2 separate regions of the Homo sapiens genome follow, and region 2 is linked to region 1. The links are chromatin contacts, found by Hi-C or POLR2A ChIA-PET in ENCODE. All regions are on one chromosome and are shown on one strand. Each heading gives the region's core, a stretch centred on a gene start or an enhancer-like site at or near the end of the contact. The rest is flanking DNA. Distances are from core to core; before and after follow the strand shown.

Region 1 (4,118 bases), core at 695-3,194:
CAAAACTTGACAAATATACAAGAAAAATATTTACTTGGTATTTACAAATATTCTACATTAAACAAAAATAATTTTGTAACAAGAAGAAAACTCTAGTTAACTATAGTGTTTTATGAAAGTCACTAGTGCCTATTAGTTCGTCTTTACCTTACATTTACCTGTATGTCACCTCTCTTCTATATGCTATATATTTCTAGTAGAGGGGATCTGGATGCACTGGTGATGTGAAAACTGCATGAAAATAAACTACACAACTCACATGCTATTTGGATCTTTTGTATGTAAAAGTGACACTGCAAAATGTGTAAGACCTGACCTGTTCCCTAACGGGTCACTGCAATCTAAACTATGTAGGACCACTGTGACATTACTAACTGGATCATCTGTAGCCTGAGAGCCCACACCACTCCAAGCACTTTCTTCTAAAGCAAAACATTAATTATTGTAAGGTCTTGACTTTTTCCTTAACATTTAAAAAATCAACTTTATTCAGGTATAATGTACATACAATAAAATGTACTCACGTTAAATGTGTGCTTTGTGAGTTCTAACCGACTCTAAACAAGCACTGATGTGCTTCCTGTCCGTATAGATAGACTGGGGGGTCGTTTTTAAGTATAGAAAGACTTTAAAAAATCCGTTTAGTACAATTTTGTTGTGAGAATGTGCTCCTTATTTAGATTGCTGGATATCCAATCTTTCACTATACCTGTTTTTTCTGAGAGTGGTGCTAGAAAGCAGATAGCAAAACGAGACTTCTTGACCAGCAAGGCATGAGAACAGAACTTTTTTCTGTATTACAAACTGATCTACTGGTGGGAACTGAGCCCATCAGCACATTAGCTTCAGTTGTAACCAAGAAGCATATTTAAAAGTAACATCTGATGACATTTTAATGTAATTACATTGTATCTTTTCTATTTCATAGTATAGGGCCTTCAGGGCATTTCTGGGGAGTCCTCCAAAGATATGAACATTTTCACATGTTCTGTTTTGTGACCAAGACCATACATCTCCAAGACACGGGCTACAAACCACACAGCATTGGAACATAATATAGTCAATTACACTCAAACGTATACTCATGGACATGTCACTTTTGTACTCTAACCGCATGTACTAACAAGCCACAGAACAGCAAAACAAACCACATGGGTAATGTTCTTAGACCTGCCTGTACCTGTGCCTCATTCTTTACGAATTTACGACCAGTTCTTTCAGTACGAATTTAAGACCACTCTTAAATAAGACACCAAAATGGGACGCTGTCAGGAAGGTCAAGGAACGTATGGGAGAAGTGGAAGCCCACACCTGAGCTCTTCTGGTTGGTGATTGGCTTGCCCTCCTGGGGCACGGCGTGCTGGAACACATGCTGCGCGCGCTGCACCGTGGCCCGCTTCAGACAGATGTCCAGCAGGTCGTGGGTGGTCCCGACATTCTGGGCAAGTACGAACTGGGGGTCGGAATTCAGTTTCTGTATCAGAGCAGCTACCTTCTCCGAATTCAGTCCTGTTGGGAGACCAAACAGGATTTTAACGCAAAAAGAGGGGGAAAGGGCTGATCTGGGGCTCCCGCGTCCCGAATCTAACTTCGTAAGCGCATCCTGGGGTGCCCGCTGCAGCGGGGAAACCCATAAGCGGCATCCTCCTCCAAGGAGCTGTCTCCCTCCAGGCCGATCCAGCCTGCCCCGAAAGCTCCCTCCCCGCCATCGCCAAGGGTCCCAGCCCCCGGCCTTCCCCGCCGCCGGGCCTCACGGGGACCGCGGAGCTCCTCCAGAGGACCGCGGCGGGGGACGGCGGCACCTCACCCGAGCTGCTCATGGCGCCCACGCTGCCCGGCGGGGTAACGGTAGCTTCCAGGGTCCTTGGGCGAGCGCCGGGATTGCGCTGCGGCTCGCTGCCTAGGGGGCCCGACCTGTCTCTCGCACCCGGAGCGCCGGAAAAAGGAAACCGGCTCGGCGGCGGCGGCGGCGGCGGCGGCGGGGAGGCTGAGGCTGGGAGAAACGGGGTCCGCGGAGGGACAAAACTCCCCCCTCGCGTTGCTGAGTCAGCGCCGTCGGGGCTGGCCCCGCCCGGGGGAGGGCCGACGGGGGCGGCCTAGCTGACGCGCTGGGTCCGCCAGCGCCCGGGGGCTGAGGCCGCGCCTGCCCCCGCGCAGGACCGCACAGATGGTCTGCGCGCCAGGGCGGCGCCGGCGCCTTCTCCCCCTAGGTTCCCGCCTCCGGGCCGCGCGGGCGCCCTCCCGGGATCAGGCCCGCTCCAAGGAGGGAGGCTGACGGGTTCCCTGTGGGCCCAGACCCCCAGTACTCTAGCATCGGGGAATCGTCCCCAGGAAGCCTTGTGAGAAGCCAAAAGGGAGCTCGAGGCGGGAGGGAGGAGCTGAGAGGTCCCATAATTAAGCGTCGGGCTTAGGACGGGTCGATATGTCACAAGGAATGCACCCGAAGGCTCTTCCTATAGGCTTCGTTTGCTGACCAATCACTGCATTCTCAATGGCAACTTGTTGCTTGGATTCTCATCAGAAGCAAATAATTGTCTTTGAGGGGGAATGGGAACCAAGCTCTTCCCCACCCACTCCAAAGCTACTACCAGAGTTCTACAAATAGACATCTGCTCATTTCAAGAACACTACCCATCTGGTCTTCACGGAGTCCACGAGTGGCTCCTGTATAGTCCAGCATGTCCCGTTGGGTTTAACTCAGGAGGATGACAGAGGCTAGCCGTATGCATCAATATTGTTTCGCCGAGTTCTCTACAAAACTAACTGATGCTCCCCCTCTAGGCTTTCAAGATAACTCAACAGTTTCCCAAAGTTTTGAGATTGTAAAAACCTTGTTTTTGTTGATTCCGTGTTTCATGCCCTGAAATCTCAGCCCTTAGTAAGATGCTGGGATAGAACCCACAGAGAGTAAAACAAAAACACTGAAACCCTGTATCTGCTATTCAAAACGATGAGGTTGAGTGTGTGTGTGTGTAACCTAGAATCTAGGTCTTCTTAGATTGAAAATCATCGCAGTTCTAAGGAACTCTGATATCTGGAAAAATCCATACTCAGGCACCAATCAGTCATTTGAGAAAGCACGGTTTCTATGTCCCTAGAGAGACTCGGCTAAAAATTGGGGCTATAACATAGCAACTATCTTAAGTGGGCCCATCAACCATCCTATTCTGAGGTTCTTTCAATATCTGAAAAAGAAGAGGCTGAAAATTATACAGAAAGAAATCACTGGTCCTTTCACAAAATGATGTTCAAGCATCCTGCCCAATTCAAGTCATAAATTTTTATTCAGTATCTAACATGTACTAGGCACTGGACAAACTGCTGATGACATAGAGACGAACAAAGCTTAATCTTGCCGTTAAGAAACTCAATGTAGTAGGAAAGAGATGCAAAACAACTTTTAGACTATCTGTAGTAGCATACCAATAGTGCTGTAGACTGTAGAAGCAATGAGGAGAGCACTGTCAATTAGGGCCAAAGGGTGCCTGAAAATAGAAGTGACAAGAGAGCATGATCTTGAAGAGTGGATGAGATTTTTACAAGTCAAAGAACAGGAGAAGGGCATTCAAGGCACCAGCGAAGGCGCAGTGAATAAAATCATGTTCAAGAAAGGGTGCATCATAATCGGATGTGGCTAAGAGCAAGGCATGTTTTGGGAGCAGAGGCAAGGTGTAGGACTGGAAAAGTTTTGTAGGTTTGGGCCAAGATATAAAGGGTTTTATGTTCAATGCCTGAGCATCTGGACTTTATCTTATGGTTAATTAGAAGACAAAATGGGTTTTGAAACAAAGGAAAAATATGCTCAAGTCTGTGTAAAAAAAGAAACCTGGTGGCAGTGGGGAGAGTAATTTGGAGGGGAGGGGCTCTGGAGATAGGGAAACTGGTTAGAAGGTTCTTCCAGTAGTGAACTTGGGAGAGGACAAAAGCCTTACATTGCGGAAAGGGAAGAGGCATTGATAATCTTGAAGTTTTCAGCGGAATAAGAAGATGGAAGGTGGTGTCATTAACCAAGAGAGGGCATACAGAAAAATAGGCATATTTGCATATTTGCAAGTGTGCAGATCTGAACTGAGTTTGGGCCATAGCAAAATTAGGATGCCCCACAGGACACCCAGGAA
Region 2 (4,500 bases), core at 1,792-4,291, 440 kb after region 1:
AAGGTACAGCATGGTGACTATAATTAATAATAGCAGGCCAGGTGTGGTGGCTCATACCTATAATCGCAGCACTTTGGGAGGCCGAGGCAGGCAGATTGCTTGAGCTCAAAAGTTTGAGACCAGTCTGGGCAACATGAGACCCCATCTCTACTAAAAATACAAAAATTAACCAGGCACGGTGGTGCCCACCTGTAGCCCCGGCCACTTGGGAGGCTGAGGCACGAGAATTGCTTGAACTGGGAGGGAGAAGTTGCAGTGAGCCAAGATTGTGCCACTGCACTCCAGCCTGGGTGACAGAGCGAGACTCCGTCTCAAAATAATAATATTATTATTATAGCATACTGTTTTCTTGAAACTTGCTGAGGAATTAGACTCAAGTGTTCTCACCACACACACCAGAAAGGTATCTAGGTGAGGTGTTGGATATGTTGTTAGTTAGCTTGGTTGTAGTAATCATTTCACAACACATAATGGATATCAAAATATCATGTAACCTTAAATATATGTAATTTCTATTTGTCAGTGATGCCTCAGTAAAGCTAGGGAGAAAATAAAAAGGACCCTTCTGTGCAACAGCCCACATGTCCATTACCGATGACTGGATAAAGAAAACATGGTCCACCCATGCAGTGGAATACTACGCAGCCATAAAACGGAATGAAGCCCGGATCCAGGCTATAACGTAGGTGAGCCTTGGAAACGTGGCGCTGAGTGAGAAGCTGGACACAAAATAAGGCCAGGAATGGTGGCTCACACCTGTAATCCCAGCACTTTACGAGGCCAAGATGGGCAGATCACTTGAGTCCAGGAGTTTGAGGCCAGCCTAGGCAACATGACGAAATCCTGCCTCTACAAAAAATACAAAAATTAGCCAGGAGTTAATTTAGAGGGGTCATGTGACTATAGTCCCAGCTACTCAGGAGGCTGAGACGGGAGGATCACTTGAGCCTGGGAGGTGGAGGTTACAGTGAGCCGAGATTGGGCCACGGCACTCCAGCCTGGGCAACAGAGTGAGACCCCCATCTAACTGGTGGGGCGGGGGAGGCCACATAGCCTGTGATTCCATTTGTATGAAATGTCTAGAATAGGTAAATCCATGGAGACAGAAAGTAGACTATAAGTTACCAGGGCTGGGCGACGAGGGGAGTGGGCGTTATTGTTCAGTGGGTATGGAGTTTCTATTTGGGGTGATAAAAAAGTTTTGGAGGCTGGACACAGTGGCTCATGCCTGTAATCCCAACACGTTGGGAGGCCGAGGCGGGTGGATCACTTGAGGTCAGGAGTTCCAGACGAGCCTGGCCAACATGGTGAAACCCCGTGTCTACTCATGGTGGTGGGCGCCTATAATCCCAGCTACTCAGGAGGCTGAGGCAGGAGAATCGCTTGAACCCCAGAGGTGGAAGTTGCAGTGAGCCAAGATTGTGCCACTGCACTCCAGCCCCGGTGACAAAGTGAGACTCCGTCTCAAAAAAAAAAAAAAAAAGGAGGTGGTGCCTCTGGCTGCCAGGAGAGCCTGGACATCGGAGGCAAAGGGGCCAGAGGGCACTTGGGGAGTGGCCAGGGCCCAGGACTAGAGGGGCAGATGCTGAAGACAGATGTGTGGACCAACACTGGGGTGTTCTGGAAGTATACACAGCCCAAAGACTTACTCTTGAACTGGATTTAGGGGTGAGAGAAAGAGGAGTCAAGGCTTTCAGCTCCTGGGGTTCTGGCTGGAGGGCCTGGAAGGATGGTGGCACCGTGCACTGATGTAGGGGCTTGTATTGGTCTGGTTGGGCTGAAGATGCCTTGGAGTTCCTGGTGGAAGTATACATGGCTCAGCGGGGGCTCCACTCTGGAGTCTCAGCATTCTAGGGTGCAGCCTGGGAGGAAGAGAGGGACTGCCTCTTCCGTGGGTGTCTTTGTGCCCTGACTGGCGCCAGGCTGTGCATGGCACCCTCTGATGGGGCCTGTGTTGGCCCAGCGTGTACGTGCACTGCTCTCCTTACCAGAACCCTGCAGAATAGCAGCGCAGAGGGAACCAGGGCCAGGGAGGTGAGGAGACCAGCTCAAGGTCACACAGGGCACGTATAAGGCAAAATTGGGATCTAGACCCATGTGGATTCGCTGCCCACACAACTTGGCATCGGGTGGCTTCCCTGCCCTTTTTTTTTTTTTTTAATTAAGAGAGGGTCTTGCTCTGTTGCCCAGACTGGAGTGCAGTGGCAGGATCATAGCTTACTGCAGCCTTGCAAACTCCTGGGCTCAAGTGATCCTCTTGCCTCAGCCTCCCAAGTAGCTGGGCACCACCACGCCAAATTAAAAAACAAAAAATTTGGCCGGGCGCTGTGGCTCACGCCTGTAATCCCAGCACTTTGAGAGGCCCAGGTGGGCTGATCACGAGGTCAAGAGATCGAGACCATCCTGGCCAACACGGTGAAACCCCGTCTCTACTAAAAATACAAAAAATAGCTGGGCGTGGTGGCGCATGCCTGTAGTCCCAGCTACTCAGGAGGCTGAGGCAGGAGGATCGCTTGAACCCAGGAGGCGGAGGTTGCAGTCAGCCGAGATCGTGCCACTGCACTCTAGCCTGGTGACAGAGTGAGACTCCGTCTCAAAAAAAAAAACAAATTTCTAGAGACATGTTGCCCAGGCTGGAGTGCAGTGGCACGATCATAGCTCACTGCAGCCTTGAACTCCTGGGCTGAAGTGATCCACCCACCTTAGCCTCCCAAAGCACTGGGATCACAGGCATGAGTCACCGTACAAATCCAGCCATTTTTACTTCCCCTAACCAGTTCCTCTGCTAGGATGCCTGTTGCAGTGTGAAAGAAAGCGCTTGGAGACCCTGGGAGGGGAGTACTCCTCAGCTTGGGGACACTGCCTCCACTGAACCTTTCTGTGGCTGGACAGTTGGAGAAATGAGGAAGTTGAAATAAGGAAGCCACTCCCCATCCCCAAAGTAACATGCTGGAAAATGATCTGAAAGTGACACCAGCCATGTCTAGTCACAGATGTGGGGGGAGATGCGGACGGGGGCTGGTGGCGGCTGGGGGAGTAACACGCTGTAAAATGATCTGAAAGTGACACCAGCCGTGTCTAGTCAGGGATGTGGGGGGAGATGCGGATGGGGGCTGGAGGTGGCTGCGGGGGATTTAGTGAAGAAGCTGGGGCAGTGGAGAGGGAGCTGGTATCAGGAGTGGGCATGAGAGGGGAAGCGGGCAGAGAGCTACAGGGCTGGAGAGGGGGTGTTCAGGGCTGTCTTGCAGATATTATCCTCCCATTTCCCATGTGAGGAGACTGAGGTCTGGACCAGGTGTCCTGCCCTGTGGGGATCTTTATTTATTGAGGGCCTGTGCCTATTTGTTTTATTTTATTTATTTATTTTTGAGACAGTCTGGCTCTGTTGCCCGGACTGGAGTGCAATGGCACAATCTAGCCTCACTGCAACCTCTACCTCTCGGGTTCAACCAATTCTTGTGCCTCAGCCTCCCGAGTAGCTGGGATTACAGGTATCTGCCACCACGCCCGGCTAATTTTTTGGTATTTTTAGTAGAGACGGGGTTTCACCATGTTGGCCAGGGTGGTCTCGAACTCCTGACCTCTGGTGATCCACCCGCCTCGGCTTCCCAAAGTGCTGGGATTACAGGCATGAGCCACTGTGCCCAGCCGTGTGCTGATTTCTAAGGGCCTCTCTCAAGAAGCTCGTGTTGATAAAAAGGTAATTTCAGGTGCTCACTTGAGAGCTGTGAATTAAAAACAGGGAAAAGATGGCGGGTGAGGGCAGCAGGCGAGGACTGTTTTGTTTGCAGGGGGCCAGGGTAGGTCACTCTGCTGCGGTGACCTTGCGGCTGAGCCCTGAACAATGAGCAGCCGCAGCCAACATGCAGGGATCCTGCTTGGGGGCTGGAACTGGAATGTTGAATGTTTCAGGAACAGGAGGGAGGACAGAATGGGGCTTGGAGAGCTTGGTGGCACCAGTTCACCCACAGCCTCTGGGCTCTAGTGAGGAAATGAGACCCCAGCAGAGACCAGGGGGTCAGTTAATGTTCGGATCAACATCATTATGTGGTCCCTTAGCTCTGAGTGAAGGGCGGATTGGGAGGCGGGCAAGGAGGCCAGGACAACATACAGGTGACATAGGATGGCGGCATGGGCCTGGGTGCTGTGCTTAGAGCCAGAAGTGGGCAGGTCGCGAGATACTTGAGAGGCAGAGCCCACAGGACTTGCTGATGGCTTCTGTGAGGGGGATGACAGGGAAGGTGAGGAATCAAGGCAGAGTCTCAGCTTTGGGATCTGAGATTCATTCAACAAATAATTCAGTGCCGCGTGCCAGGCCTATTCTAAAAGTTGAGGATATGAAGACAACAATGGTGATGGCCTCAAGCAGTAATCCCAGCACTTTGGGATGTTGAGGCAGGAGGATCTCTTGAGGCCAGAAGTTCATGTTCAGCCTGGGCAACATAGCAAGACCTCATCTTTGCAAAATAAAATAAATTAGCTGGACGTGATGGCGCATAC

What was found. Hi-C counts contacts between places; a loop is a spot of excess contacts on that map. ChIA-PET counts read pairs that join two places held with the same protein, here RNA polymerase II (POLR2A). Pooled maps may share reads with other maps.
Region 2: a pooled map shows a loop between it and region 1 (6-fold over the local background). The contact joins the enhancer-like site here to the promoter of BLMH in region 1. A Hi-C loop is called at or near these places in 1 of 168 maps with a recorded cell type or tissue (chondrocyte), 1 of 37 single-sample maps with no recorded cell type and 5 of 50 pooled maps. POLR2A ChIA-PET finds 5 or more read pairs at or near these places in 2 of 52 experiments (Panc1 and activated CD8-positive, alpha-beta memory T cell).

What each region holds. Positions count from the first base shown.
Region 1 is chr17:30,290,000-30,294,117 of GRCh38, forward strand. BLMH (bleomycin hydrolase) reads right to left here and starts at 1,945. Exons shown (of 12, transcript NM_000386.4): 1 at 1,808-1,945; 2 at 1,312-1,509. The coding sequence starts at 1,820. RefSeq lists an enhancer at 1,166-1,225 and silencers at 1,676-1,745, 1,946-2,355.
Region 2 is chr17:30,725,815-30,730,314 of GRCh38, forward strand. It overlaps the pseudogene SUZ12P1. Among named protein-coding and RNA genes, the nearest start is that of CRLF3, 97 kb to the right of the region's middle. Within about 2 kb of position 3,042, at least 5 of the 41 ENCODE cell types and tissues checked have a DNase peak (open chromatin) inside an H3K27ac peak, as active enhancers do.